Linked DNA regions of Homo sapiens: regions 1 and 3 are each linked to region 2. Evidence: read pairs that join two places in POLR2A ChIA-PET (ENCODE). Cell type or tissue: HepG2. All regions are shown on one strand.

Evidence for each region. ChIA-PET counts read pairs that join two places held together with the same protein. Peaks named below come from ENCODE experiments on the same cell type or tissue, not always from the same donor. Only the 100,000 strongest peaks of a DNase experiment are listed, where the experiment ranks them.
Region 1: POLR2A ChIA-PET joins it to region 2 with 8 read pairs; 1 of 35 experiments calls an interaction of 5 or more read pairs at or near these places.
Region 3: POLR2A ChIA-PET joins it to region 2 with 5 read pairs; 1 of 35 experiments calls an interaction of 5 or more read pairs at or near these places.

The regions. Positions count from the first base shown.
Region 1 is chr7:65,001,234-65,003,733 of GRCh38, reverse strand. The region is part of intron 1 of ERV3-1-ZNF117 (ERV3-1-ZNF117 readthrough); the gene reads left to right. All of the region lies in intron 1 of ERV3-1 (endogenous retrovirus group 3 member 1, envelope), which reads left to right. Among named protein-coding and RNA genes, the nearest start is that of ERV3-1, 4.2 kb to the left of the region's middle. In HepG2, no CTCF peak of the experiment used is centred here; DNase peaks (open chromatin) are centred at 1,003 and 2,053; H3K4me3 peaks cover 1,217 bases.
Region 2 is chr7:65,474,895-65,477,394 of GRCh38, reverse strand. It overlaps LOC124901660 (a long non-coding RNA gene), which reads right to left and starts at 1,311. Exons shown (of 3, transcript XR_007060365.1): 1 at 980-1,311. In HepG2, no CTCF peak of the experiment used is centred here; a DNase peak (open chromatin) is centred at 1,474.
Region 3 is chr7:65,079,890-65,082,389 of GRCh38, reverse strand. No RefSeq gene overlaps it. Among named protein-coding and RNA genes, the nearest start is that of SNORA15B-1, 11 kb to the right of the region's middle. RefSeq lists an enhancer at 901-1,795. In HepG2, no CTCF peak of the experiment used is centred here; a DNase peak (open chromatin) is centred at 1,079; H3K4me3 peaks cover 1,100 bases.

The DNA.
Region 1 (2,500 bases), 470 kb after region 2:
GAAATAATAACATATTGTCTTAAAGGAATAAATGCTTTTGTATTTCTTATTGAGGTATGAAATGTAAGTACCGTAAAATTTCCTTCCCTTATATAAACAATGTGTTTGAGTAATTTTTCTGAATTTTTCAGTTTCAAAAACCAAGTGAATAACTCTGACATGGAAATTAAAGCTTGTGCCCAGTGACCCCAAGCTAATGCTAATATTGAGCCTGCAAAAAGCGGGGAGGTTCTTTCTTTCTTTTTCTTTTTTCTTGACAGAGCCTTGCTCTGTTGCCCAGGCTGGAGTGCAGTGGTGAGATCTTGGATCACTGCAGCCTCTGCCTCCTGGTTCCAGCAAATCTCTTGCCTCAGCCTCCCAGGTAGCTGGGATTACAGGCAGGTGCCACCACACCCAGCTAATTTTTGTATTTTTAGTAGAGACGAGGTTTCACCATGTTATCCAGTCTGGTCTCAAACTCCTGACCTCAGGTGATCCTTGGTCTCCCAAAATGTTGGGGTTACAGGTGTGAGCCACTGCACCCAGCCAGGGAGGGAGGGTATTAAAGGCTCAGTTCATTCTTTCTAGGAAACCTTCCCTGCAGATGTCCCAGCCTGCTCACTCTAGCCATGGAAGAAGCCTTTATACTGAAAAAAGTGACAGAGCCCTGGAAAGCTGGGGACCCACAGACAGATGCAGTTAACATTAAGATGGAATGGGACTGGGAGGGTCTTACTGCAGATGAAATTGTTACTGTTTTGAGGCAGTTTCTAGACTTTGTAAAATGAGCTAAATTAGGTTTATGTAAAAAAATTGAATTCTAAAAGAGTGTTGCAACAGAACGAAGTACCAACTATAAGAGCTTTAAGGATTGCAAAGTTTAAACAGATAAAGGCTTTCTTTCTTAGGGAGGAGCAAAAAAGATTAGAAGGTCAGAGGGGAATAGCAAATGGAGGATGAAAAAAAATCAGATTTTAGATCAGAAATTGTTTTACCATGAAGTCAGCAAGTTTTTAGGAGGAACATAAAATGGGGCTGTATGTTGGCTCAGACTGAGAGTAGCTCAAAGTTCAGGAGCCTGTGGAAAGGAGATAAACTTAAGTAAAGTTTGATTAAGAAGTATTTTAGGCTGGGCACAATGGCTCATGCCTGTAATCCCAGCACTTTGGGAGGCCAAGGCCGGGGGATCACTTGAGGTCGGGAGTTCGAGACCAGCCTGGCCAACATGACGAAACCCCATCTCTACTAAAAAAAAATATAAAAATTAGCCAGGCATGGTTGCATGTGCCTGTTATCCCACCTACTCTGGAGGTTGAGGCAGGAGAATTGCTTGAACCTTGGAGGCAGAGGTTTCAGTGACCCAAGATCGTGCCACTACACTCTAGTCTGGGCGACAGAGTGAGACTCCATCTCAAAAAACAAACAAAAAAGCATTTTATTTTGACCACTGAAGACAAATTTAGCTAATTTTTTAATACAAAAAAGAAGAAAATGTGCAGAGTCAGTGTCTGGTTATGTGATAAGTCAGACAAGAGAGCACCATCTAAGTCATAATGAAAGGATGTTTCTTTCCATAAACTGTTCCTGGAGAACACAAAGGATAGAGAATTTTATTAACGCTATTTACCAGGATTATCTATGTGCTTCATCTTTCCCCACGTCTTTTCTTTGTCCTATACATTTTTTCCACTTGAGTTTTCTGGGTTGTATTTTGTATAATAAATGGGTAAACATAACTACAGTATTTTGCTGAGTTCTGTGAGCAGCTCTATAAAATTATTGAACTTGAGAGATTTATGGGAGTCCTGAATTTTTAAACAGTAGCTCAAAAGCATAGATGGACCTATAGGGTTTGTGACTGGTGTCTGCAGTGAAGACAGTGTTGTGAGATTGAGCCCTGGATCAGGGTCTGTGCTGACTCTTAAGTGGGGTCATAATTCAAATTTTAGACAATGTGTTGGTTTTGAAGAATTGCTTGGTGTTCAGCAAACATTACAGTTTTGGTGCCAGAAGAAAGACATCTCAGAGGCCTGGCCTGGAATGGAACTCTGGGTGTCTGGGAATGAGAGACTCTGCTCTCCTGTACACAGGCTGTCACACTGCCCATTGTCCTGGGATTTGAGGTCTCCTCCCACTCCCACTGTGAGAGAGGACTGAAAACTTAGAGGAAAGGAGCTCTTATAGCAGACCTCCTTTTCCCACCACTGCCACCTCAGGATTTCCACCCACTCACAAACATACCCACTAGACATTGATGTGTTCACACCTCCCAGGACTAGGCACCACCTTAGGAATTTCACCACAGCATTTTTCATCCTGGTGTTTCTTGCCAAAAACCCACAAAAGTGTCTACGAGTCTCCTGACATATTCCTATTCCCAGACACTGAATCTGCAGCAGCAACCTGTTCTCTCCACCAATCTAGGATTCTGGACCACCTGTTCATAATCTCATCTGCCTGCATGGACACAGAAATAAATCAGAGGACAATCCCACCTGGACCACTATCTGTAGCACAAACC
Region 2 (2,500 bases):
AGCCAAGTGAATTTGTAAGATGGGGTGAGGTATTTGAGCTTTTTGATATAAGTGTCAGGATTGGAGGAAAAGGATCTGAGACGTTTCTTAATTTGGGAAAGGTTGGAGAGGGAGAACGGAATGTGGACGTGAACAATTCCTTTAGCCCCTGCCAGCTCTCGCAGGGGAAGTAAGGGGGCCGACTGCTGGGCCTGCTGGAGGTGGAGATGGGGAGGAATTAGAATCAGAATCTGGGTGGTTGGAGAGAGGAGGGGAAAGAGGTAAGGCAGGAGCGGGAGCATATGGTGGAGGATTGTGATGATTTGGGGGAGGATTACGGTGTTGTCAGGGAGAGGAAAAGTCAGCAGGGTTAAAGAAGGAGGAATCGTCAGAAGGAAGGGGAGCTGAGGATGAGTCTGGCTTGGAGCGGGCAAGGAGGATTTGAAAACCAGAACAGGGCTGACAAAGGGAGGGGCAGCTACGGAGGGCAAAAAAGGCCTGAACATAAGGGATTTCAGACCACTTTCCATTGCGATGGCAAACGTTGTCCAGGTCCCTGAGGGTGTTAAAATCGAATGTGCCATTTTTAGACCACTGGGAGCCATTGCCCAATTTATACTGAGGTCAGGCTGTGTTACAATGAAAGATGAGCCTTTTTGGCCAAATTTTGGAATGGAGGTTAAGGGTGTTAAGGTTACGGAGGAGACACCCGATGGGGGGATGCCTTTGAGGGAGTGGACTGGGAGGCTCCCATAGTGGAATGAGAGAGGGGTAGAGATGGAAGACTTGGCCAGAGACAAGGATGGCGGGAGAAGGCGTCCCCTGTCCCACAGTTTAAGTCGGAGAGGTACGATAATCCCCCGTACAGGCATCACTGATAGGGAGACATCGAGGGTCTCCTGGAGGCTGGGACGAGGAAACCTTTGGCCCAGCGCTGGGTCTTTTGGGAAGGAAAGAGCGGACAAGGGTTCCGGACGGAAGGTATGTCTCCTTTACTCACTCCTGAGGTGTCCCTGGTGTTGGATGTGTTCGCCAGCAATGGAAAAGATGTATGAGATCCTTGGGTCTCTAGCAGGTTCTGGAAGGGGGAGTTCGGCCAGGGGAAGGAGCAGGGGGAGGATAAAGGGAGAAAAGGAGGCCGAACTCTACCACCTTCCCGGTTTCGGCACCAAGACATAAGGTATAATTGGAAGGACAGCCGAGAAAGGAGTGAGGCCAGCAGACCCAAGTTCAGGCAAGCTGATTTATTGTCAGTCCTGCCGGGCTACCTCCTGACAAAAGCAGAGGAGGCAGCCCCTCTTACAGACTACAACAGGGCTTTATAAGGTGAGTAACTGGGTCAGGGTGGGGCAGCTGAGTTGGGTGTGCAGGAGGGCTGAGTTGGGGTGGGGGAGCTGAGCTGAGGGTGCAGGTGTCTTGACCACATCCTGGAGATGTTTTTGCCAGCTTTGTTATGCGAGGTCAACAGACATGTTAACCACATCCTGTAACTGCCTGGACAAACAATTACTGGAGGGGTCGGTGAAGGGGTGTTTGTCTTTAGCCCTGGGGAAGCAGTGCAGAGGTCACAAAGGACTGCATTATAACACCCATGGGAAGGGAGGGGAACAGTCTGGTCGGGATGACCCTAACACCCAACCCCCAAACCAAAAAATAAGACATCTCCATAGACACTTATGAAAGATCAGCTCAATTACACAAGTATTCCTAGCATTTACTTGGAGCCACATGTTTCAGAGACCAGCCAGCAGGGCCAAGTCTGAAGTAGAATACAGACCAGAGTTCCAAAAGCTACACATTGTTAGTTTTCATTCTTTACATTGGGAGAATACTCCCCTGGAGGAGGGACAGAGGGGCCACCATGTTGGAACTACTAAAGTTGCTGGAACTCAGAAGCTACAGAATACTATATCAGAAGTCTGATTCTTTGATACTTTATGAGTGGTTGCATTGTGTATACATGAGATATATGACGGCAAGGCTTTCACAAGACAAATGTAATGTGCAATTTTGAAAGACCACCTACTGCTAAGAGTAATAGCTAACAACTTTCAGGTGTTTTTTTGTTTGTTTGTTTGTTTTTGAGGCTGAGTATCTCTCTGTCACCCAGGCTGGAGTGCAGTGGCATGATGTCAGCTCACTGCAACCTCTGCCTCCTGGGCTCAGGCAATCCTCCAACCTCAGCCTCCCGAGTAGCGGAGACTACAGGTACATTAGCCACCATACTCGGCTAATTTTTGTATTTTTTGTAGAGTCAGGGTTTCACTATGTTGCCCAAGCTTCCATGGTCTTGAACTCTTGGGCTCAAGCAGTCCTCCCACCTTAGCCTTCAAAAGTGCTGGGATTATAGATGTGAGCCACCACACCCAGACTTTCAGTTTAAATAACATGCATAATTATCCATTATTACTATCAAGAATAATAGAAGTCTGATTCTTTGATTCTAATATATTCCTCTACATACAGATGTGTGTGTATGCACGTGTGCACATGCATGTGTGTGTATTTGCTAGCACATTAT
Region 3 (2,500 bases), 400 kb after region 2:
GGCATGCACCACCATGCCCGGCTAATTTTGTATTTTTAGTAGAGATGGGATTTCTCCATGTTGGTCAGGCTGGTCTTGAACTCCCAACCTCAGGTGATCAGCCCGCCTCAGCTTCCCAAAGTGCTGAGATTACAGGTGTGAGCCACCGCGCTCGGCCTAATTTTTGTATTTTTTTGTAGAGACTGGGTTTCACCATATTGGCAAGGATGGTCTCAAACTCCTGACCTCAGGTGATCCACCCGCCTCGGCCTCCCAAAGTGTTGGGATTACAGGCGTGAGCCACCGCACTTTCTTATGTTATTAAATAGCCTAGCCCAGGAGGGTGCGGTGGCTCACGCCTGTAATCCCAACAACTCTAAAGGCCAAGGTGAGAAGATCGCTTGAACCCAGGAGTTCGAGACCGGCCCGGGCAACATAGCAAGACCCCCCCATCTCTACGAAAGATACAAAAATTAGGCCAAGCGTGCACCGCGCCTGGCTAATCTTTGTATCTTCCGTAGAGACGGGGTTGCGTCATGTTGCCCAGGCGCATCTCGAACTCCTGAACACAAGCCATCCTCCTGCCTCGGCCTCCCAAAGTGCCGGGATAGCACGGCCCAGGCAGCCTCATGTGTTCTTTAAGCAGTCCCTCCCGGTTGTACACTTGCATAGTTTTCTTTTTTATTTTTTTATACAGGGTTTACCTCAGTCTCGCAGGCAGGAGTGCTGTGGTGAGATCACAGATCATTGGAGCCTTGAATCTTGGGGTTCAAGTAGCTGGGAGGCTGAGGTTGGACTACAGAGGTGGGGTTGCGCCATATTGCTAGGCTGCTCTTGGCCTGAAGGGATCCTCCTTCCTGGCCACGCCCGGACACATAGTTTTCCATTTTTGACCGACATAAATACTGTGCTGGGTGGGAGTTTGTCAACTACCCCTTTCCAGCCAGCAACACACAGGAACTGGCGGGGAGGTCGCGGTTACCAGGCTCCACTCTGAGAAGACTGCCCAGCTCCAGGCACTGTACAGCCCTTGTGACGTGACAGAAGGCCCGCCCCTGTGACGTCACCGAAGGCGCCCCCCAAGATGTCGCAAAGGCCCGCCCCTCACGCAGAGCCAATCGGAACTCCAGGTGCTGGGTCTTCCAGGAGAGCGCCTGCGCGGGAGGGTGACCACAGGCGGCCGGGCGGGATGTCCTGTCCGCCGTCTTCAGCCCAGCCGCCACCACCCATAAGCTATGAGGAGGAGTTTACGACCACCTGGACTACTACCACCTGCGTGACTTCCCGGCCTGAGGGGTCCGCGCAGCAAAGGCCTGACGCTGCTGGAGCAGGCGCTGCGCACCTACCGGCTGGCGCCTGGTAGGCACGAGTGCAGGGTCGCCCAGAAGCTCCTCAATGGCCGGCGCAAGTGCCAGCCAGCGCCAGCTGCAGCCCTGGCCGCGCACTCGCCTCAGCTGAGCCTGGGTATGTGCACCCCCCAACACTTCCCCCAGCCATGTTCCCGGGACCTCGGGAGCGTCCCCCACCGCCCGGTGCCATTCGTGCTGGGCAGGGTCGGCCCCCTTTGAGGCTGCCCCGCGTTAGGGAGCTGCACCGCACCCCCACCAGCTTGACCTCTGACTGCCGTTGCAATAGCATTAAAGCCTTTGGAACTTTGTAGGTGGGTAGAAGGGGCTAGGAAACGAAGAAAACATCTTTTTAAAAATTTATATAAGGGACTGGCCGGGTGCGGTGGCTCACACCTGTAATCCCAGCACTTTAGGAGGCCGAGTGGGTGGATCACCAGGTCAGGAGTTGAAGACCAGCCTGGCCAGCATGGTGAAACCCCGTCTCTACTAAAAATACAAAAATTAGCTAGGCGTGGTGGCGGGCGCCTGTAATCCCAGCTACTCGGGAGGCTGAGGCAGAGAATTGCTTGAACCCGGGAGGTGGAGGTTGCAGTGAGCCGAGATCGCGCCATTGCACTCCAGCCTGGGCAACAAGAGCAAAACTCCGTCTCTAAATAAATAAATAAGATTTTCAAGGCGAGGCATGGTGGGTCACACCTAAATAAGTAAATAAATAAATAAAATGGATTTTCGGCTGGGCATGGTGGCTCACGCCTGTAATCCCAGCACTTTGGGAGGCCGAGGCGGGCGGTTCATGAGGTCAGGAGATCGAGACCATCCTGGCTAACACGGTGAAACCCCGTCTCTACTGAAAATACACACAAAAAAAAATTACCCAGGCGTGATGGCGCGCGCCTGTAGTCCCAGCTACTGGGAAGGCTGAGGCAGGAGAATGGCGTGAACCCGGGAGGCATAGTTTGCAATGAGCCGAGACCGTGCCACTGCACTTCAGCCTGGGTGACAGCGAGACTCCGTCTCAAAAAAATAAATAAATTAAAAAAATAAAATAAAATGGATTTTCAAGGCCAGGCATAGTGGGTCACACCTATAATCCCAGCACTTTGGGAGGCCAAGGCAGAAGGATTGCTTGAGCCCAGGAGTTCGAGACCAGCCTGGGCAACAGGGCAAAACCC